Linked DNA regions of Homo sapiens: region 1 is linked to region 2. The links are chromatin loops, found by intact Hi-C in ENCODE. Cell type or tissue: dorsolateral prefrontal cortex. All regions are shown on one strand. Each heading gives the region's core, and the rest is flanking DNA. Links, peaks and the distances in the headings are about the cores only.

Region 1 (11,759 bases), core at 3,671-6,170, 190 kb before region 2:
ACTGCTAAGGAGAAAGAAACAGCAGATAAGGGGGTAAGACGTATGCATGTGTGTATGGGGTGTAGATGTTGTAGAGGGGGTGGGAAGTGTGCATGTTTGTATGGGGTGTAGTTATAGATAGGGTGGGAAGTGTGCATGTGTGTATGGGGTGTAGGTGTTGTAGAGGGGGTGGGAAGTATGCGTGTGTGTATGGGGTGTAGTTGTAGAGGGGGTGGGAAGTGTGTGTATGGGGTGTAGGTGTTGTAAGGGGGTGAGAAGTGTGTTTGTGTATAGGGTGTACATGGTGTAAGGGGGTAGGAGGTGTGTGTGTGTGTATGGGGTGTAGTTGTAGAGGGGGTGGGAAGAGGGTGTGTGTGTATGGGGTTTAAGTGTTGTAAATTTAGGGAGCATGGTTAGGGAACATCTGAGAAGGTGGCATTTCTATAAGGACCTGAAGCAGGTGAAGGACCAAACCAGGCAGATATTTGGGGAGAAGAGCATTCCAGGTGGAAGGCCCAGCAGGTGTCACTGCCTGGAGGTGGGGCAGAGCTGGCATGTTCAAGAAGAGTCAGAAAGAGGGGTTGCCCAAGCAGAGAATGGTAGAAGAGGAAGGGGGAAATAAAATGGTAGCCAGCTTGCACAAGCCTTCAGAAGTCCTAGTAAGATCCTGGCTTTTGTGCTGAGGCTTCCCGTTTGAACGTGACCTGACTTCAGTTTAAAGAGGATCACCCTGGCTGTTGTGTTGGGATAGATTGCAGCAGGGAGGACATTTTCCCTTATCCCCCTGTTGAATTTCCACTTATGTCTAAAGTGGTTCTGGCCGTGTTTGGTGGACAGAGAAATCATAAATTTATTAAATGTTTAGCGAAAGCACAAAAAGAGGAGCCCTTTTGAAAACGGCCACACCAGCCGAATCTATTGAAACTGCAGTTTCTCCCAAAAGAGAAAGCAACCCAAGCTCTAGCTGGCAGTCCATTGATCTCAAACATCATTCAGGCAATGAATTTCCGCAGTAATAAAGGCATTCGAAGAAGTCCTTGAAATTCATTGTGACCACGTTTGTGCTTGTCCACCCGGCTCTCCGAAAGTGAATTCCAGCCAGAGCCTGTGGTCCTAGCAGGGCACTGGGGTTAACCAGAGCATCAGAGATGCAGCTGTGGTGGCCGTGCTGCCCGACCACCCTGGCAGCTCTGTCTCCACCCCACGCGGGGTCATCATCACAGGCAGAGGGTTCTGGCTTCTCTTCCCTTGGGTTTCCTTCTTTTTTTCTTTTTTTTTTTTTTTTGACGGACTCTCCCTCTGTCGCCCAGTCTGGAGTGCGGTGGCACGATCTCGGCTCACTGCAAGCTCCACCTCCCGGGTTCTCGCCATTCTCCTGCCTCAGCCCCCCGAGTAGCTGGGACTACAGGCGCCCGCCACCACGCCCGGTTCCCTTGGGTTTTCAATTCCTCACCTTCTCTTTACTTCTGGGAAGCAGATCAATTTCTCAGCTCCCCACATGCTAGGTATCATCAAAAGCCCCTCTACGCTATTCATCGTTGTTGCTGTGGTCCAAGTTCTCTCCCTTTCTCTTCCCTGTCTCTTTCTTCACCTTTATGATCATGGTAAAGTGGTTTGCTTGGTTATTTCTGTTTTTTTGTTTTTCCAAATGGCTTACCCATTTCCTATTCTATAGCTTTATTATTATTATTATTATCAGCAAGAGTGGGCAGAGACTGTCTTTCGGCACACTCTTCTATGCCCCAACTTTTCAAGATCATGCTGTGGCACATTAACAAATGTATAACCATGCTCCAGAATGAATCACGTGGAGAGGCAAATTTTATTAAACCAGGTTTGGAGGTCCGAATTGGGTTATGAGCGTGATTTATTTTTATTTTATTTTATTTTTTGAGACAGAGTCTCACTGGGTCACCCAGGCTGGAGTGCAGTGGTGCAATCTTGGCTCACTGCAACCTCAGCCTCCCCTGTTCAAGCAGTTCTCCTGCCTCAGCCTCCTGAGTAGTTGGGATTATGGGTACATACCACCACGCCCAGCTAATTTTTGTATTTTTAGTAGAGATGGGGTTTCACCATGTTGGCCAGGCTGATCTCAAACTCCTGACCTCAAGTGATCTACCCACCTCAACCCCCAAAGTGCTGGGATTACAAGCTTGAGCCACTGTGCCCAGCCTCGAGCATGATTTATAAGGCTGGCCGGGGGCCCTTCTTTCTTTGGGTTTGAGGTGCTCCGCAGGCTGACTGTTGCTGGATTATAAATGTGTTTTATAACAGTTATTTGTCATCTGTGCAGCACAAGCCAAAGGCAGAGTTTTGGGAAAGCTGGGGCCAGTTGAGAGGGACATTCTTTCCTTCCTTTTACCCTTCTTCTGATGCTGGTTGTAATAGACTCACTTTCCTCCCAACATTTCCTGAGAGCACTGTCTTGCGCCAGGGCTCTGGCTGAGACTGGGTGGGTGCAAGGTGTGAATCAGGGACATTAGGAGTTTAAGTGGACCTTGGAAATCATCATCCAGTTCAGTGCTCTTTTCTTTTTTCTTTTTTGGAGATGGAGTTTCACGCTTGTCGCCCAGGCTGGAGTGCAATGGTGCGATCTTGGCTCACTGCAACCTCCACCTCCCGGGTTCAAGCGATTCTCCTGCCTCAGACTCCTGAGTAGTTGGGATTACAGGCATGTGCCACCACTCCTGGCTAATTTTTATATTTTTGGTAGAGACAAGGTTTCATCATGTTGGCCTGGCTGGTCTCGGACTCCTGACCTCAGGAGATCCACCCGCCTCGGCCTCCCAAAGTGCTGGGATTACAGGCGTGAGCCACCACGCCTAGCCAGCTCAGTGCTCTTACATTACAGGTAAGGACAATGAGTCCTGTAGAGGAGAGATAATAAGCACCAGATGGCCCACGAATCTCGTAAGTTCAGCTCGTTAGGTTGCACCCTGGTCTTTTTGTTCTGCCCCTGGCAGGTAACAGTGCCGATGAGGTGAGGTCTTTGGATCCCATTAGTTTCATTCTGTTCCTTGGCCACCTATAGCACCTAACCCCTCACCTCATCAGAGACCTTCCTGCTGTAGGTAGCTGGTGGTCACAGAGGAGATGGAGTCTGTTCAGATGAATCAGCTCAAGAATGTCTTCTGGAGAAAACAACGCAGCTCCTTCACTCATTAATCCTGACCTACTGATAATAACTCAGTTGGACACTTAGCATGTTAGATATTTACATCACAGTGGTTCCTGCCCACTTTTATTTTGTACACAGCCCAATAAAGAGCAGCCAGTGGATTTCCATGACGTCCACATGTCACAAGGGCCCTAGTTAAATTGTCAGGCAAATGAAATTTTTTTCTTGGAATGTCTCCTCCCTCCTCTTGTCCATCTTTTTCCATTTCTAGACATTTCAGTGTCTTGCATGCTGCTTGCTGGCTGTGTATATCTCCCCTGTTAGCTGCTCTGTTGAGAAGTGGTCATGCTCTTTGTCCCTCACATGCTCCAGGTGTTCCCAAATCCCCCCTCACTTCTTCCCTCTAGTGATTTTCCCCAACTCGCAGTTTCCTCCCAACTCCATTTAGGTAGGAGCATTTTGCCGCGAGATAAATCCCAGAGAGCAGGGATCCAGCCTTCCTTGCCTTTGAATCCACAGCCCAGACACAGTGCTTGGCGCCTGACAGATGCTTAGCAAATGCTGGGAAAGCAGAATGATTTCAGGGCCCAACCCCGGAAGTGGAGAAGAGAGAAGTGGAGAAGAGAGTGTGTGTTAACCACGTGTGTGCATCTTGAGTTGGCAGGTGATGGGAAACAGCTGTGTTTGTTATGAACTGGCATTGGTATCTCAATGGAATGTGGACCTATTCTTCCCCCGCTGGGTGTCCTTTTACCAAGCGGTGGACCACTTCCTATCTGGTCACTGAAGATAGAGTGGTCATCCCCCAGTAAATCATGACGTTTGTACTGGTCCATTCCTTTCTGTTACCCTCTCCAACTTCCTTTTAATTTGCAAATGTTTTCAGAAGTGTATGAATTGCATCACAGTCTTAATTAAAGTCTCCCTATGTGTGTGGAACGTGTGGGTATTCCTAGCTTGAGCTTGAGTCTGCTAGAGGGATTCAGCCCTGTCTGGGCATGTTTGGTCAATGAGTTGGGTGGGCTTGCCATGAATTGAGGTGCGGAGGGAGATGGGGAAGCCTTTTGGGAGAGTCCTTGCCTGGTAAAGAGGAATAGGGTATATATGGACCCAGGAATGTGGCTTCAGTGGCCAGAGGAAGGCTGGGATGTATCTCTCGAACTTGGCCACTGGTGCAGTTTTGACTGTTGGGTTCCTGCCCAAGTACTAAGGCCAGGATGGTTGGGGGGCAGGGGAAGAGAGGGTTTGTGAAACAGAAGGAGGATGTAGGCCTGGTGGTCCTACAGTGACATCCTGGAAAAGTGGCAGCAGTGCCCAGCTGCTGCCATGGTAACAGCTGGGTGTGGCTGCCTCCCATTCAGAAGAGGACCATAATAGACATGGAAGGGACCGCGTGCAATGGACTTTGATGAACTCCTGGGACTGGCCCTGAGGACTCCCAGCTGTGCTCATTGGAGGAACCGTGTAAGAGCCTGCCCGAGCCAGTGTGGCAAGAGTTAGGGCTGTATGGTTTCATTTATGCTTAAGGTGATCAAATAGTGGTTTAAGGTCTCTTTTTTCCCTCTTGACAGAAGGTTTCAAGTTTGTGTGTTTGTGTGTACAGATATATGTGTGTGCATGTGTAACGTGCCTGTGTGTGCGCGCATTTCACTGCTGTGAGGGCAGCTCACAATGTCGTGTCTTGGAGGTGAATGCAGTGCTGAGATTAATGGAGTGCTCAAATGCAGTGAACTCCAGCATTTGCTCATTAATTGAGCAGAAGTTCTCTTTGTTCCAAAAGATGGAGCAGCTCCACACACAATCCCTTCTTGTAAAACAAAAGGCCAGATCTCCTTTGTGTACTCGAGTATTACTGGGTACGGCCAGACGTGTGGATGTGTGTTTCAGTAGATGGCACCAGACTTTGGCATATGGTTGTGTGGGTGTAGGTGGCTGGTTTCTATTTACATGAAAAGAAAGCGAAGGTTCCCTAAAAATGTCTACTTAGCAGACTTTTGAAAAAATGGATTCGGGGACATTTCACTTCATAGCAGTCACAAAGGTGTGAATATAGGAGCTACTGGATGTGAGCTGCTCCAGGCTGACGAGGCGTGGGACCATCTGGGCCCCTGGTTTGTGGTTATTGTCAGACTGGCTCGGCTTTCGCCCACTGCCAGGATTCCCAAGGTGCTAGCATATGAGCTAAACACCCGATGACAGGTAGCAGGGGAAAGGCTGGAGAAAGGCCAGCACGGTTGGGATTGGGAGTGGGATGTCTCACTTGTATCCACATGATTTTAATTTATGGAGGTGAGGATGTATGAGTTGCATTTCCCAAGAGAAGGGGGCACACTGCCATGTCATGCCAGGCCCACGTTGTACCACACAGGCCACAGGAAAGCACCAGGAAGCAGAAGAGTGAGGGGAAAGCCGGGACTAGAGCCTTTGTTGGGATTTTCTCAGGAAAAGCGAGGCAGGGCAGGGTAACAATTAGGTAAAGCATTAAAACGAGCTAGTTTGAACAATTCTGGTGGGCTACAGGGGTGTCCCTAGTTGACTGGTACCTGGGCCTGGGTGGATGGTGGGCGAGAGAAATAGTGTCCCGGTGTGAGCATTTGATAAGGAGGTGGTTGGCTAGCACAGGAGAGGCATCTTCAGAATAAGCTGTTTCCTCTCTTGAGGAGTTACCTAGCCCTGGGACAGGCAGTCTCCCCCTGGGTCTGTAACATGATTAATACGTGGGGTGGGTATGACAACAGGTTCTCAAGGTTGGGTACAACTGAGATACCCGGGAGGCTCCGGTCAGGACAGCGAACATCCATGAATAAAAAGAAAATCCATTTTTTCCCAATGAAAAACAAAGTGGCCCCAGCCTGTGCCACTAAAGCAGAAACAGGGGAATGACTTGATTGGCAAAAACCAAAATCAAAACCAAAAACCACCGCAAACAAAAGGCACAGATATTCAATTTTATTTATTTATTTATTTATGAGACAGAGTCTGGCTCTGTCGCCCAGGCTGGAGTGCAGTGGTGCCATCTCAGCTCACTGCAACCTCCGCCTCCCGAGTTCAAGTGATTCTCCTGCCTCAGCCTTCCAAGTAACTGGGATTATAGGAGTCTGTCACCACATCTGGCTAATTTTTGTATTTTTAGTAGCCATGTTGGCCAGGCTGGTCTTGAACCCCTGACCTCAGGTGATCTGCCCACCTCGACCTCCCAAAGTGCTGGGAATGCAGACGTGAGCCACTGCACCCGGCCTATTCAACGTTTTATACAACTGTCCCTCAGTACCTATGGGGTATTAGTTCCAGGACCCTGTGGATACCGAAATCTGCAGATGCACCAGTCCTTGATGGAAAATGGCATCATATTTACATATAACCTATATGCACATCCTCCCATATTCTTTCAGTCATCTCTAGGTTACTTATCATACCTAATACTATATCACTGCTATATAAGTAGTTATATTGTTTCTTATTTGTATTATTTTTATTATTGTATTGTTATTTTGTATTCTTTTTTCTTTTTTTTTTCCCCCGAGATGGAGTCTCGCTCTGTCGTCCAGGCTGGAGTATAGTGGCACGATCTCGTCTCACTGCAAGCTCTGCCTCCCGGGTTCATGCCATTCTTCTGCCTCAGCCTCCCGAGTAGCTGGGACTACAGGTGCCCGCCACCGTGCCTGGCTAACTTTTTGTATTTTTGGTAGAGACAGGGTTTCACCATGTTAGCCAGGATGGTCTTGATCTCCTGATCTCAGGTGATCCACCCACCTCGGCCTCCCAAAGTGCTGGGATTACAGGCGTGAGTCACCACGCATCACCACACCCAGCCTTTTTTTTTCTTTCAATTATTTTAAATTCATGGTAGGTTGAATCTGTGGGTTCCGACTCAGAGGGCCAACTGTATGTGGATTTCTTTTTCTTTGGCAACTGCATATTTTAACTTTCTGATGCTGATATTCAGAATTTTTGACATTTAAAAATTACCGTTGTCAATGGGAACTGGAGATGTTTGAAGAATATAGAACAGAAGATTATTCTGTTGCATGCAGACTGAGATACAGAGTCTATCAGATACCCTGGTTCTCTGATAAAAGAAGTATCTTGATTTCTGGAGAACTAGCAGATAACCCCACCATGCCACAGAGGGTCTTCATGTCAAGTTCATGGTCCGCAACCTCAGAGGAGCCTTGGGCGAGTCCTCAGACCTCTAACATACACTTGCTGTGCTCTCATTTGTTTCCCACGGTGATTAGTCCAAATCTCTACCTCTCTCCCCCTACCCCCTACTTCATCCTTATCCTTTAGGCCTTTCCTTCTCAACAGATGATGTCATCTCTTATTTCACTGAGCAAACTGGGTATCCCAGGAGGAGACTCCATCCACTTCCTGCCCCCTTGCCAAAAATGTATCTTGATTTTTCCTTCCTCTTTACTTCCTGGCTGCCTGCCTTCAAGGAAGTCAGGTCCCTCCCTTTCTCCAGGATTAATTTCTCCAGCTCATTCTTGATTTTGTCCCTGTCTCTCCAGGGAGCTTGCCTCCATGATTAGCTTCATCCTTTGTTCCACTTATGACAGTGTCCGCTGTGTCGACTTCTTTCATTCAGCTTATAAAGATGCCCAAGGCTTCCCATTTAAAAAAATTAAAAAAGGATTTTTTTTTTTGCCCCTACACCCTCCAATTTCTTTCCTCCTGCCCTCTTACCTCCTATCTAACTTTCTCTAGTCTACACCAGTATATAATATGGCATATTATATTCTGGACATTTGGCATTCAGAGTATAAATCAGGACTTTTTAGAAATTGCTGGAAACATCAGGATTGTTTTATTCCTACTTTAATACCCAAGCATATTTAAAAAAGCAGAAATGGTATATATTTTGCTACCGTCCTGACACCACATCTGGGGAAAGCTCTTGGGGTTCAGCTGTCTCTCGAGTCAGCACTCTTGAGCCGATTGCCAATGGAGCAAGAGGGATGGGGAGAAGGTCAAAGAAGGGGGCGCAGCTCAGGGTCTGGGCAAGGAGATGAGCAAGTAGGGCTGGGGTGTAAGATCATGCCAATTGCTGACATTTTGATTCCATCTTCTGCCTTCTCCATGTCAGCTTGTCCTTGGCACAGGCAGGACCAAGTGAGATGCTCTGCTCTGGTCGATGCTTCTGGTCCGGTGTTTCCTCCTCACCCCCGTACCCTCAGGTTCTCCTCCGTCAGCCTACTGAAGTTGCCACCATTAAGGATCCTGTCTTGCACCTTTAATGACCTTGAGCTTGGTGTGGTGGCAGGCTCCCAGCTCTTTGGGAGGCTGAGGTGGGAAAATCACTTGAGCCCAGGAATTCAAGGCTGCAGAAAGCTGTGATCATGCCACTGCACTCCAGCCTGGGTAGCGGCTCAAGACCCCCATCACTTAAAAAAAAAAAAAAAAGATATTGTCCTAAGAATGTAAATAATGTTAACAGCCACTTTCTCTTCTGACTTGGGGCACCACCTTCTCCAGATTCCCCTGTTGCCTTGAGGTCTTCTGTGTGTGGCTTCTGTTGTAATGCCTCCTGCTTGGTGGGGACTGCACTAGGTCCTCTGTAGACATCGTGAAGTTCCAGCTCTCCAGGCTTCTGCAGGGTCCATATCATAGGATTGGACTGGCTAGAGATGAGGAGATTGGGGCTCAGAGAGGCTTACTTAGCTGCTCATTTATTAGCTAGAAAAACCAGAGGTTAAACCCAGGTCTGGCTCTCTTCAAACCTCCTCCTTTTCCTTGGTGTTGGCACGCTCCTTGGGTAACATCTTTCATGCCTGCAGCACCAATGCCCACCAGGAGTGTGCCTGTGCATCCCAAATCCCATCACGTTGCTCAGAACGCCTTCTTGAGCACCAGCCCTGCATTTTCAACTGCTTGTTAGAAATTTCCAAACTGGGCCAGGCTGCAGTGGCTCACGCCTGTAATCCCAGCACTTCGGGAGGCCAAGGCGGGCAGATCACCTGAGGTTGGAAGTTCAAGACCAGCCTGGCCAACATGGTGAAACCCCATCTCTACTAAAAATACAAAAATTAACCGGACATGGTGATGTGTGCCTGTAATTCCAGCTACTCGGGAGGCTGAGGTGGTAGAATTGCTTGAACCCGGGAGGCAGAGGTTGCAGTGAGCTGAGATCACACCATTGTACTCCAGCCTGGGCTCAGAATGGTTGAGGTGGGGTTTGGTTTTGTTTGATGTGCTCAGGGTGGTCTTCACAGAAGAATCAGAATCAGACTGCCTCTCCTAGGAAGGACAGAAGATTGCCTGGGCGAGCGGAAGGAGAACGAGGAGGCTGACAGGAAAAGGGAGGTCGGGAGGGTAAGGGCACTCCAGACAGGACCCAGCAAACTACAGAGATGCAGATGTGAGGGAGACCACGAGATGTGTAAAAAGAGAACGTTTTTGTGTAAAGTTTTTTTTTTTTAAATTATACTTTAAGTTTTAGGGTACATGTGCACAACGTGCAGGTTTGTTATATATGTATACATGTGCCGTGTTGGTGTGCTGCACCCATTAACTCGTCATTTAACATTAGGTATATCTCCTAATGCTATCCTTCCCCCCTTCCTCCACCCCACAACAGGCCCCGGTGTGTGATGTTCCCCTTCCTGTGTCCAAGTGTTCTCATTGTTCAATTCCCACCTATGAGTGTTTTAAAAAACTGGTTCATCTCTAAATCCGTATGGTGGAGGCAGCGATATTATTTTATTTTATGTGTACAGGGAAGGTCTATTTATAAAGGTGTGATTACTCTGTTACTTGTTTTATAAGTGGGTTTTAATATGTATTAAGCAAGAAAAAAGAACCTATACTGAGTTGTGAGTAGAAGTCCCACGGAGGTTCTGGGCAAAGTGTGGTGCTATGGTTGGTATTATTCTGATGCAAAGAACACTCTTTTTTTTTTTTTTTTTTTTTTGAGGTGGAGTCTTGCTCTGTTGCCCAGGCTGGAGTACAGTGGTGTGATCTTGGCTCACTGCAACCTCTGCCTTCTGGGTTCACGTGACTCTCCTGCCTCAGCCTCCTGAGTAGCTGGGATTAAAGGTGCCTGCCATCACGCCCGGCTATTTTTTATATTTTTAGTAGAGATGAGGTTTCACCATGTTGGCCAGGATGGTCTTGAACTCCTGGCCTGAAGTGATCTGCCTGCCTTGGCCTCCCAAAGTATTGGGATTACAGCCATGAGTCACTGTGCCCAGCCTTTTTTTTTTTTTTTTTTTTTGAGACGGAGTCTTGCTCTGTTGCCCAGGATGGGGTGCAGTGACACGATCTCTGCTCACTGCAACTTCCATCTCCCAGGTTCAAGCGATTCTCGCACCTCAGCCTCCTGAGTAGCTGGGATTATAGGCGCATGCCACCACGCCTGGCTAATTTTTGTATTTTTAGTAGAGATGGGGTTTCACAACGTTGGCCACGCTGGTCTCAAACTTCTGACCTCAAGAGATCTGCCTGCCTCAGCCTCCCAAAGTGCTGGGATTACAGGCACGGGCCACCGCACCCGGTTTCTTTTACTTTTTTAAAAAAATAATTTCAACTTTTATTTTAGATTCAGGAGATACATATGCATGTTTGTTATATGAGTATATCATGTGATACTCACTGAGGGGTATGAATGACCCCACCACCCAGATAGGGAGCGTAGTACCCAACAGGTAGTTTTTCAGCCCTTCCCACCTCCCCTCTTCGTAATATCAGCCTTGGCAAACAACTTACGACTAAAAATGTTGTGATAGAATTGAGGAGATCTGGGTTCCAGTCCAACCTTCTGCTGTAACTGCTATAGAAAGTTGAGGAGGCCGGGTGCGGTGGCTCACACCTGTAATCCCAACACTTTGGGAGGCCGAGGTGGGTGGATCATGAGGTGAGGAGATCGAGACCATCCTGGCTAACACGGTGAAACCCCGTCTCTACTAAAAAAATACAAAAAAAAAAAGTAGCCGGGCGTAATGGCGGGCGCCTGGAGTCCCAGCTACTCGGGAGGCTGAAGCAGGAGAATGGCGTGAACGCGGGAAGCGGAGGTTGCAGTGAGCCGAGATCACGCCACTGCACTCCAGCCTGGGCAACAGAGCGAGACTCCGTCTCAAAAAAAAAAAAAGAAAAAAGAAAAAAAAGAAAGAAAGACAGTTGAGCAAACTGGCTCTGCAAGCCTCTGTTTCCTGATTGGTGAGTGAGGACTTTGGCATAAATCAACAATTCTTCACCTTGGCAGATACAGCCCTGTTGGGAACCTGTGGAAGCTGAGGATCCTCTTCCCTAACAAAAAGACACAAATAGACAGTTCTTTTTTTTCCTTAGGATTTTGGACAGTTCCTGAATGTCTGAAGCCCAGCTTAAGAACCCCTGGACCAGTTCTTTCTTCGTAATTTTCCAGTTTGCTTTCTCCAGAGCGTGTTGCATGGAGACCCGTCTGATGGGTGCTAATAATGAGTGGTCAAGTGAGCTTGGAAAATGGGATTCAAGTCAATGTGTTTCTGAAGTGCAAGACCCCTCTAAGGTTAATTTGCTAACAGGCAACGTGACTCTCCCCAGAATCGCATTCTTCATACCTACTGGACCAGTTAGAATTTTCCAGAATGGGTGGGATGCAATGGCTGACGCCTGTAATCTCAACACTTTGGGAGGCCAAGGTGGGAGGATCGCTTGAGCCCAGGAGGTTGAGGCCACAGTGAGC
Region 2 (11,759 bases), core at 4,557-7,056:
ATTTATAATAATATAATAGTTTTACAAAAGACACCAAGGAGGAAAGCCGCCCCCATGATCAAATCACCTCCCACCACGTCCTACCCCCAACATTGGGGATTACAATTCCACATGAGATGTGGGCGGAGACACAGATCCAAACCATATCCACCAGGGACTGGGACAGAATCTGGAGATACCGGAGGCAGAGACGGATTCTCTACACAGAAACGACAGTTCAACTCACAGAAGATTTCTGAGCTCTAATTGAAGACAGGGGAATGCTGTCTTCAAAGTGCCAAGAAAAAGTAACTGCCATTCTAGAGTAGAAGCTGCCAAACTTTCTCTTAGAATTCCAGATGGCCTGTGGGCCATATAATCTCTGTCACAACTGCTTGACTGACTGTCGTGCAAGTGCCAAGGTAGCCCTAAATAATACGTAAAGAAATGGGCATGGCTGGCCGGGCACAGTGGCTCACACCTGCAATTCCAGCACTGGGAGGCCGAGGCGGGCGGATCACCTGAGGTCAGGAGTTCGAGACCAGCCCAACCAACATGGTGAAAACCCGTCTCTACTAAAAATACAAAAAATTCGCCGGACGTGGTGGCGCACACCTATAGTTCCTATTGCTCGGCTGAGTATAAAGATGGGAGACCCCATCTCTATAAAAGAGAAAAAAAATCATCTAGGCATCATGGTGTGCATCTGTGGTCCCATCTACTCAGGGGGCTGAGGCAAGAGGATCACTTGAGCCTGAGAGGTCAAGGCTACAGTGAGCTGTGATTGCACCACTGTGCTGCAGCCTGGGTGACAGAGCAAGACCTTGTCTCAAAAAATAATAATATGCTAGTGAATCTAAAAGGACAACTACTAATGAGAGAGAGAGGTATAGGATGGAGGAGGGAAGTGAGAATGCATGAACGAATAAACACTGGGAAGAGAGATGGAAAATCAAAGTGAAATAATTCAGCCGTCAGATGGTGGAATTCATCTCTTCAAAGAGGTTTTGCTTTTTAAATGTTCAGTTCTAAGTGATTAATAAGTGGCACACCTAAAATATGACATGGTAAAGTTGAAAGGAAGAAAGATACAAGGCAAACGCTAATCAAAAGAAAGCGGGTATTACATTTTTGTCTCAGACAAACCAGACTTGAAGGCAGAAAGCCAGATAAGGGATAAAGGTCAGTACTTAAGGAAAGGGGAAGTAATGTACCAGAATGACATCCTGATGCTGCGTTTGTAGGCGCCTAGCAACATAAGCCTCGAACTGTTTAAAGGAAAAATCATCAGAATTGCAAGGAGAAACACAGTCATGGTGGGGGAGTTTAATGTCCCTGTCTGATACTTGTAGATGACGCAGATATTAAGTTAACAAAATGCATGCAGTGGACATATATAAACTGTAGCCCAGTCATTAGAAAGCTTACGTTCATTTCAAGCCACGTGAGGGTTCCTAAAATGGATTAGAGTGCTCTGCCACAGAGAGAGTCAGAATACATACCCTAAGATCAATGCCATTCAGACCGCATTGTCTTGATTTCGATGTGATATAGTTGAAAGTCAATAGCAGAAAAGATACCCATAGTAATTTATTAATCGACAGTTAAGCCCATAGGCGGCATAAGATTAACACAGTCCAAGCTCCAAAGGGCTTGATCCAAGCCAGACCAAGAAACCAGTAGAAGACAGGCAAGCTTTTTGCTCCTCTCAAGGGCTCTTCATAGAATGGTCTACATTTCATCAGGAGCATAGGGGTGGTCTGCTTTGGTAAGGGGATGATAAGGGCAGGTAGTACTCTGAGCAAATGCCAAGGTAGGTGCCAAGGTTTTTTCAGGGCTGGTGGACAAACCGATATGACTGAGATAGAATTTTCTGGTGCTTTAGAGAAGGTATGTCTAAAGGATTGGATTGGCTGGTTGCAGTGGCTCATGCCTGTAATCCCAGCATGTTGGGAGGCTGACATAGGTGGGTTGCTTGAGCCCAGGAGTTCAAGACCAGCCTGGGCAACATGATGAAACCCTGTCTCTACAAAAAAAAAAAAAAAAAAAAATATATATATATATATATATATATATATATATATATATATATATATATATATAAATAGCCAGGTGGGGTGGCATGCACCTGTAGTCCCAGGTACTCTGAATCCTGAGGTGGGAGGACCACCTGAGCCTAGGGAGGTTGAGGCTGCAGTAAGCCGTGATCGTGCCACTGCACTCCATCCTGGGCAATAGAGAGACTGTGCCTCAAAAAAAATAAAACTAAATAAATAAAGGATTGGATTGAGGCAGGAAAGAAACAGGTGCATTACTCAGCAAAAAGTTGGCAACTATGGTGGGTTCCGATGCAGGCAAGAGACATCACCCAAGAGGTAACTCAAACATGCATCTGGCTAAGATAAAATAATCTGGGAGAGCAGGTGGGGAGATAAACCAGTGTGAAGAATGCACCAACTGAAAAAGAATATTTACAGCCCACCCCACTGCTGTGTGTTTTAGCAGCAATGAAGAAGATACTGGATGTTGTGATGACCATGAGAATGAGGACTGATCCCAGGAAGAGCTGTTGCGTACAGAACCCACAGACAGCGTTTGCCAGCTGATTTTGTTGTCGCGTGGAAGGGAGAAGGGAGAATTTGAGTCCAAGTGACAAGGAGACGTAGGTTAATCTCGTGCCGTGGAGTGAACTGAGAGGGAAGAAGGACTCCATTTACACAGATTGGGGAAAGCGTTACCCAGTACAGGCCCAGGGTACACGTGCACCAAGCTAACTGAGCCAGATAGTTTATGACTCCTTTAGTGGAGGGGTTGGCAAACTATGGTCTGCGGGCCAAATTTGGCCCAACACCTATTTCTGGAAATGAGGCTTTATTGGAGCATACGCGCACCCATTTGTTTACATATTGTCTTTGGCTCCATATGTGCTACAGTGGCTGATCTGCATAATGGCCAGAGAAATCTTAAGGCTGAAAAGCTGGAAATACTTACTATCTGCAAAGCTGAAAATATTTACTATCTGACCTCCCTGTTCCTTTGTTCCTTTCCTTTCCCTTTCCCTTTCTTTTTGACAGGGTCTCACTCTGTCACTCAGGCTGTAGTGCAGTGGTGCAATCATGGCTCACTGCACCCTCGACCCCCTGGGCTCAAGCGATCCTCCCACCTCAGCATCCCTCCCAAGCAGCTGGGGCTACAGGCACATACCACCACACCCAGCTAATTGTTGTATTTTTTGTAGAGATTGAGTTTGCCCAGGCTGGCCTCCAACTCCTAAGCTCAAGTGATCTGCCTGCCTCAGCCTCCCAAAGTGCTGGGATTACAGGCGTGAGCCACCACACCTGGCTATCTGACCCTTTTCAGAAAGCGTTAGACCCCTCCTTTAGTGGACACAATCCCTGTTTTTAGCCCATATTCATCATTAAATACTCTGAGGCCAACTGTCTTTTTTATGACCTCTTGCTTGTGCCCTGTCTGTTGAAGCAGGAGGCTTCATATAAACGTCGCCTGTGGCATTATAGCCACCCACAAGAAAAGGAACTATTCCAAGAAGGCACTGTCTTCAGTTCCCACTTCAGGGGTTTCTGACCTGGGAAGAAGACAGGCAGGCACCTCGCCTATCATGTGTGTGTGGCTGCTGCCATCTGGTGTACAGATGCCGTTACTTCCTCACCTTCCTGGAGCCCTCCCCAGCTCCTTCCCATCTGTCCACCTCCCTACCTGGCCAGGTCAGCTTGCACCAAGGTGTTCATTCAGAGGTCATTGTCTCCTGAATTAGGAAGACTCTCAGCCAGCAGAGGGAGGCCTGTAGTTCAAGGGAAACACAGCTTGCTTCTTTCTTTTTTTTTTTTTTTTTTTTTGAGACGGAGTCTCACTCTTTCACCCAGGCTGGAGTGCAGTGGCACGATCTCAGCTCACTGCAACCTCCACCTCCTGAGCTCACACCATTCTCCTGCCTCTGCCTCCCGAGTAGCTGGGAGTACAGGCACCCGCCACCACGCCTGGCTGATTTTTTGTGTTTTTAGTAGAGATGGGTTTCACCGTGTTAGCCAGGATGGTCTCCATCTCCTGACCTCGTGATCCACCCGCCTCGGCCTCCCAAAGTGCTGGGATTACAGGCGTGAGCCACTGTGCCTGGCCCCAGCTTGCTTCTTTCTGTTCTGGTCCCATAGCAGTTTCTTTCTGTTTCAATCACAGAGGAATTCTTCAGACCGTATGTGCTTGGGGAATTGCATGCTTAAGCGGTTTTCCTTTCTGCTGTATCGTCACTTCAAAGAACATGTTCTCTGGAGAGGAGACATGCCCTCAGCTCCCACTTCACTCAGTGGCAGGCATCATTCAAACCAGCAGGGAGAGTAAGACTGTTTATGCTTAAACACTCAGCTTCACATACCACTTCCTGTTTTAAGCTTTGACTAAGCACGCGTCAAGAGACGTTTGTAGTCTGTGGACCTGCCTTGACCTACAGGTGCAGCGGCCATCCCAGAGCAGGCTGTGCACAGCAGAGGAGGCTGGCTGCGAACTTTAGTGTGCCATGGATAGTCCACAAAACACATCCCCAAGATATGACCGGACCAGCTACTGCTAATCAACACCCAGACACTTGGTAAAGGAGGCATGGTTGATTAGTCTACATTTGGATGTAGTATAGCCCATTAAATTACACATGGAGGCATCAAAACCAATTTTAAGATATATGTTTGCCTCTCTGATCAAAGAGGAAAGATCGTAAGTCAGATAAATCCTTTCCCCTGGCTTATACATATATATGTTGATATATTAACAATTATTTAAGACAGCAGCCATTAGTTAACAAAGCAACCCTTTATTTAGAAAGAAAAGTGGCATATTTTGACATATTTTCCTGGTCATTCATCAACATTAGCTAGTAGATGAGCATGTCTGTATGTGTAAGATACGTTACATGTGTGTCTACCTGTCCAAGCAGCCCCTCTACTTTTGCTCCAGTAGATTGTGTGTGTGTGTGTTTGTGTGTGTGTGTAGACAGGATCTTGTTCTGTTGCTCAGGCCGCAGTGCAGTGGCACAATCATAGCTTGCTGCAGCCTTGACCTCCTGGGCTCAAATAATCCTCCCTCCTCAGCCTCCCAAGTAGCTGGGACTCCAGGTGTGCATCCTGTAGATTATTGAAAGCATGCTTGCAGGTTACCTGTAGAGAAGTTACAAAGGAGACTTCATTGTTGTGGCGGGGAGGAGTCTCGGAGAACTCACATGGAAACATTTTAATTATAGTTCACTCTAACATCTTTGAACAAGCAAGCTGTCTTCACTGGCTCCCTCCAAGCCTCCATGCAGCTGCTCTTGCAATGCCTAGACCTGCCCCAGGCAGCACTCAGTCTCCCAGACTCGTGGAGCATCCTAGGGAGACCCTTACTTCCTCAAAGTTGCTGATCTTAACCTCCTCCCTGCCTAGCAACTTGGGTCTCAGCATTCCCAGCCTGGTCTCCCTGGAGAGTGGCTTTTAGCCTGAGAATTGGAGACCCAGCCTGAGGACACTAAGGTACTTGTGGAGAAAATACTTTGACATCTTGATCCCACTGTCCCCACCCTTTCACAGCAGAAAAATGCCCCTCCCACCCTTGAGTCACTTCGGCACAATCCTGTTCTATTCTTTATCTGCAATCGCACATTGTGCTCTCAATTTTATTTTATGCAGGCAAGCTCTTCTCTTGAACCTATCACACTACCCTGTCTGGAATTCTAGAGTGATCTATTGGCAGCTCCTTCTCTTCAGTTTTCCTGGCTCATCCTGCCACACTACACAGCCTCACCTTACAAAGAGACAGTGGAATTTGAAAGTGCCGGCTGGCAGCGGTGGACAGACGGCGCCACCACGCGGTAGCTTGGTAGCATAGGTTGCTAGACACAGTACCAGAAGGAAAAAGTTTGACCAGGAAAGGTGACTGTGTGTCGCTATCCAAATCTATGTTCGGCTTGTACAGAAGGTGTATCTGCAGAAGGCTAAGGACCATATATGTAAGTTACATGTAACTTTGGACATGTCCAACTTTGCTTTGGATATTTTTCAAAATAGTAACATCCTTATATTCTGGCTGTTATACCCTGATTTTTCACCCCCCATTTAATTAAGCATTTATAAAGCTCGTTATTGTCTTATTTTCCCATGTTGGGAATAAAAGTATAGCTTTTATGTGACCCTACGTAGAGGGGTAGAAATGTGAAATGGGCCAATTAAAGTGTCAGAAGCTACTCCAAGCTTTTGATGGTCTACCCTAGCAGGGGAGCATAGAGGTGCGAAAAGTCCTCACTTCCAGACACCCAAAAATCAGTTCAGTTTTTCTTTTTGCCATTTGGAGGGGAGAGGGTGACATTTACTTTTCTAGTGACTTAAAAACATAATGTTATTTATTGCATGCGTTCTGGGAAGTGAAGAAAGTGGGCCAGGCCAAGGAAGTCCACCGGATGCATGGGCAAAGCCAGACCAGGATCAAACAGGTTCTCACCATCCTATGTAATTTGCCATCAAGTCATTCATCAGTCTGTCCATCCATCCATCCCTTCAATCCACAGAGATTCACTGAGCACAGGATTCATCTTTTTGGAGAGAGAGAACTTAGAATAGTTATTTCATCAACTGCAACTGGGAAAACAGGCTTGAATTTGTAGGACTGGTGGGCTGGACATGACTTTGAAAGATCATCTTGCCTCTTAAGTATTTTTTTTTTTTTTAGCAGTTGAGCTTTTGGAACAAGTTCCTAAGCGAACACTCTGGATGGAATAGATACCACCCTTTCCATGAAAGTTCCCCTCTGCACTTGGCAGAAAATCCCTGATCTAGCCCAAGTCTCTAATGTTATAAGTGAAGAAACTGAAGTCTCAGAGTGGAAAAGGAAGTCATCAGGGATGACTCAAGTCAGAGCTCCTGGTTCCTGAACCCTGGGGCTCTTTCCTCCCCTCTAAGAGCTGATCTGTCTGTAGCTGGTCATGTTTCCATTTCAGAGGGTGGAGGGAACATCCAGGATGTCTCAAAAGGTCTGCTTTCCTCATTGTCTCAGCTTCCCCTCTGAAGCTCACTCCCCCCCACCGCTTTCTTGATGTTTTTTCTCTTGTCCCATTTGAACTGCAAGAAGTGCCCCTCCCATTCTTGGACCACCTGGAAGCTTTTGAGCAAGCTTTTGGAAAATTATCTGTTTTGTGCATTGCAATAGAAAACTCAAATGAAAGGAGCCAGATGGGATTGAGGGCTGGGAAGCGAACAGGGAGAAATGAATCATCTTGGGCCTCATCTCCAGAGTCCTTGTCCAAACCTGGGCAATTCTTATCCCCCTCTGTCCCTCTCTTTCCTCTCCCCTTCTCCCTTCCCATGGCTTTTTATGATAATGCTTTTCAAGCTCCCAATAAGAGCAACGTTTTACAGAAAAAAAAAAATAAAAGGGACAGTGTTTTGCCAGTAAGATGTGTGTTCCCGTGTTAGCACCACTGATCGCCCAATAGTTGCACGTCTAAGATTTTTCTTTGACTGAGAAATCCTACCAGGGAAGAAGAACTACTCCTTGGAGACTTTGTCCTCCACATCCCCAGTTCTGTGCTGACAAATACAATCCCGTCGTTACCTGGAAACCTGGTGATTTTCCAGAACACGTGGAGGAGAATGAAGAACTTAATAGCCATTTGCCTGCAAAATATGCCATCATGGAGCCTGGTGCTTGTGAATCTCTGGGTTGAATTGGATAAACAGATGGACAGATGGGTGAATGATCTGATTACCTGCTAACCTGAGATTGCCCACAAGGTTCCATCTTGGTCTGGCTTCGTCTGTGTCTGGCAGACTTTTACGACCCACTTTCTTCACTCCCCAGGACTGATGGAACAAATAACATTATTCAACGGAAGTCATTCGAAAAGTAAATGTATCACCTCAAAAATGGCAAAAAGAAAAATCTAGTTGATTTTGGGGTGTTCTGAAGTTAGCACTCTTCACGCCTGTACTTTCTTCTCCTAGCACAGACAATCCACATGTAGGGTGATGGTTGTGTGTGTTTGGGGTTGGCCTCACTGGTATTACAAATCCAGTTACTGTCATCCATCTCTTCCTGCTACTACTTACTCTGAAAGATGGTTTTCCTTTGAAGGATGGAGAAATTCTCTAATCCAGACCTCCTGACAGCTAGGCTGCAAACACACACACACACACACACACACACACACACTCTTACACTCCTACAAAGACAAAGAAAATCCTGGGAGGGATTTTAAGACACGTGCTCATTTCAGCACTCTGTCCTCCTGGTGACATCTCTCTATGAAGCATCTGGGACTTCACCTGACAAGCACCTGACAACCTGACTGAGCACTCGGCCCTTACTGTATGTGCCTCAGTTTCTACGTGCATCATGTGAGAAAGGCAGATTGTATCCATGGCTATGAGACTGTTGGGCTTTGTTGGACAATGAAGACGTCCCCCAAATATGTAAAGACTGACAAACGACGGCCACCCTTTATATTTTTCAAAGTGAAGGCATTGAAGGAAAGATGCAATCGTAGACCGCCATGGTCAGTGAATTATTTTATGAGAGATCACCCTTCTAGAAAGTGCAGCCAGGTGCAGTGGCTCATGCCTGTAATCCCAGCACTTTGGGAGGTCGAGGCTGGTGGATCACTTGAGGTCAGGAGATACAGACCGGCTTGGCAAACACAGTAAAACCCTGTCTCTACTAAAAAATACAAAAATTAGCCAGGCTTGGTGGCAGGCACCTGTAATCCCAGCTACTCGGGAGGCTGAGGCAGGAGAATCGCTTGAACCCGGGAGGCGGAGGTTGCAGTGAGCTGAGATCGTGCCATTGTACTCCAGCCTGGGCAACAGAGCGAGACTCTGTCTCAAAAAAGAAAAAAAAAAGTGTTATTTACCACCAGAAATTAGTTCATGAAATCAGGAGCTCAGGATAAAACAAAGTCCTTTCTGTCTTCCAAACAGAAAGACCAAAGACCTTCCAAAGACCTTACTTTTTCCCTCCCCCACCCCACCCCAGTTCAAATTCTGTAAAACAATATGAAAACCTTGCATAATAATACCTGGTTTGTCATTATGCTCTTGATACAAACTAATCCGTTTGAACTCCATTGGGCAATGCGACAAGATGATCTGGACTCTGCAATTTATTCTGCTACTGTTTTCATCTGTTGAAAATCTAGTTTCTTGAAATTGGACGGTGTATTTTTAAAATGTGTTCCCTTGACTTTTGCTTCCCTGTTGTCTTTCCCTGTGTGCAGAAGCCATCAATGAGAGGAGGGCAGGGAGGGAAGGGGAGTCTTTTTGAGAGAAGGAAGTCACAGCCCTAGGAGGGATCTCGATTCTTGAATTCCTAAGTATTATCCCAAAAGAGAATCATTAGCATGGAAAAGAAATTGATACTGGAAGATACTGAATTCCTTTGGATTGACCTTTTTTTTTTCTTTGGCTACTTCATGGAAATGGGGGCCCTGGGACAGAATAATATCCGAGAGAAAAATAATTTTTTAATTCACAGCTGAGTTACAGGGTATACTTTTTTTTTTTTTTTTTTGAGATGGAGGCTTGCCTGTTGCCCAGGCTGGAATGTAGTGGCGCCATCTCTGCTCACTGCAGCCTCTGCCTCCCAGGTTCAAGCGATTCTCCTCCCTCAGCCTCCTGAGTAGCTGGGATTATGGGCATGCACCACCACATCCAGCTAATTTTTGTATTTTTAGTAGAGATGGGGTTTTGCCATGTTAGCCAGGCTGCTCTCAAACTCCTGAACTCAAGTGATCTGCCTGCCTCGTCCTCCCAAAGTGCTGCGATTACAGGCATGAGCTACCACCCCCAGCCAATTTTAACTTTTAAAGTTCTGTTTCTCAAACACAGAGCATCATCATGACAAGGGCCTTTCTCAGGGCCACATCCTGCATCTTGGTCCATGGACCACAGTAATGATGAGTGTTATGTAGGGGAGCTCTGCTGAGTGCTTGTTGTGTGCCCAGTCCTGTGCTGTCTTTTACCTTCATTCTCTTGAATCATCACACATGGACCCAAGATGAGCCCTGTTTTACAGATGTAGAAAATTGAGGCACTGAGATGCCTCTCGTCCACAGCCCCGTAGCTAGTAAGGGCAGCAGTCAAGACCGGACATGGTGGTTCTTGCCTGTAATCCCAACACTTTGGGAGGGTGAGGTGGGCAGATCACCTGAGGTCAGGAGATCGAGACCAGACTGGCCAACATGGTGAAACCCCGTCTCTAGTAAAAATACAAAAATTAGCCGGACATGGTGGCATGCATCTGTAATCCCACCTACTCAGGAGGCTGAGGCGGGAGAATCGCTTGAACCCAGCAGGCAGAGGTTGCAGTGAGCCGAGATCGCGCTGCTGCGCTTCAGCCTGGGCAACAGAGCAAGACCTTGTCTCAAAACTTAAAAAAAAAAAAAAAAAAAAGGCGAGGGACAGCAGTCAAGTCTGTGCCTAGTCTAGTCTCTGGCCCCAGAACCTACCTCTTTTGGGGTGTTCTAGGCTATGAGGCGACCTGGCCAGGCAGGAGGAGAAGCTAAGTGGGAGAGCCTGGGGGAGTGGGTGGGTCTTGTTTCCTATCAAGTTTAACTTACTGCAGACCCCCTCATACCTCATTGTATGTGTTCGGGGGATGAATAGGCACTATTGATGCTATATAAGACCATGGATTCTGGGGCTTGACTCCCTGGGTTCAAATCCTGGCTCTTTCATCAACTGGGTCTATGACCTTGATGCGTTGCTTTTCTTATGTGCCTCTGTTTCCTAATCTGCAAGATGAGAATAATAGTATCTACCTCAGTGGATTGTTCTGACCAATGAACTGAATTTCTCTAGGAAAAGCTCCCTGAGTGGAGCCTGGTGGATGGTAGGTAGCACTGTCCATGGTGAAGCTACTGCTCTTGCTTCCTGGCACACCCATGACACATCCTACAGCTAGATGGCCAGCCCATTTCTATTTCCACTCAGGTCCAGGACAAGCACTCCCCACTCCCTGCCTCCCCAGGAGAAGAACTGTCTCAGAAGTAGCTTCCACTGTCTGCAGGGAATTGACATCCAAGCCTCGGGGCCCAGGTCCAGGAGCAGGGTCTCTGAGTGTGCCTGGCTACTCGGAGCCCAGGTCCAGGAGCAGGGTCTGTGAGTGTGCCTGGCTGCTCTGCCCTCCCACTGCTTCTACTCCTGTTTCTAGAGCTCCGTGCTTTATAAGGGGCCTTCACATCCTTTGCCCTCTTTCCCCCGAGGCCCTCCCAGGCTGACTTCGTCATCTTATCACAGCATGGACTGTGCATGCTCATGAGCCCTGGCCCTGGTACTGCCCAGCCCTTGTCCCCAGCCTTCGTTGTGTGGTGTTTTTCTCTCTCCTGTGTCCTCCCTGGGAGCAGAGCCTGGGTCACCTCTTTTATGCTCTGCACGGGACCCAGAACCAGGCAATGCGTGGTCAGCTCTGTGCTAGGGGTGTCGACGGCAAGGGTCGGCCCCTCCAGACCACACAAGCACACGAGCTGCTTCCCTTTTGCGCCCCAGTTTCCTGGACTCATTTGGGGGCCCCTTCCATCTAACCACACAAGTCACCTTCTCAGAGCAAAAAGGAAGATGACAGTGCTGCCCCTCCCCCATCCGCCGGGCAGCAGCGTCTCCTCCATGAGCAGCACAAGGGGCTTTTATGCTGCGGCCCTTTCCTCCTCTGCCACTGCCCCCAGCCACCCCCACCCAAGTCCCTGGCGACAGGGATTGGACATCTTGGCACAGGAAGCTATCTCTGCACAACGTATACTCTGTTAGCCTGGA

What was found. A loop is a pair of places that touch in the nucleus more often than their neighbours do. Peaks named below come from ENCODE experiments on the same cell type or tissue, not always from the same donor. Only the 100,000 strongest peaks of a DNase experiment are listed, where the experiment ranks them.
Region 1: it touches region 2 in a loop (2.3-fold over the local background); 3 of 110 quality-filtered maps call a loop at or near these places.

The regions. Positions count from the first base shown.
Region 1 is chr17:72,909,175-72,920,933 of GRCh38, reverse strand. All of the region lies in intron 5 of SLC39A11 (solute carrier family 39 member 11), which reads left to right. Among named protein-coding and RNA genes, the nearest start is that of SLC39A11, 180 kb to the left of the region's middle. In dorsolateral prefrontal cortex, for the core only: no CTCF peak of the experiment used is centred there; a DNase peak (open chromatin) is centred at 5,213; H3K27ac peaks cover 844 bases.
Region 2 is chr17:72,719,729-72,731,487 of GRCh38, reverse strand. All of the region lies in intron 7 of SLC39A11 (solute carrier family 39 member 11), which reads left to right. Among named protein-coding and RNA genes, the nearest start is that of LINC00511, 85 kb to the right of the region's middle. RefSeq lists enhancers at 3,504-3,798, 5,878-5,947, 10,865-11,542, 11,543-11,759 and silencers at 5,758-5,827, 9,967-10,182. In dorsolateral prefrontal cortex, for the core only: CTCF peaks have their summits at 5,645 and 5,847 (motif pointing left); a DNase peak (open chromatin) is centred at 5,807.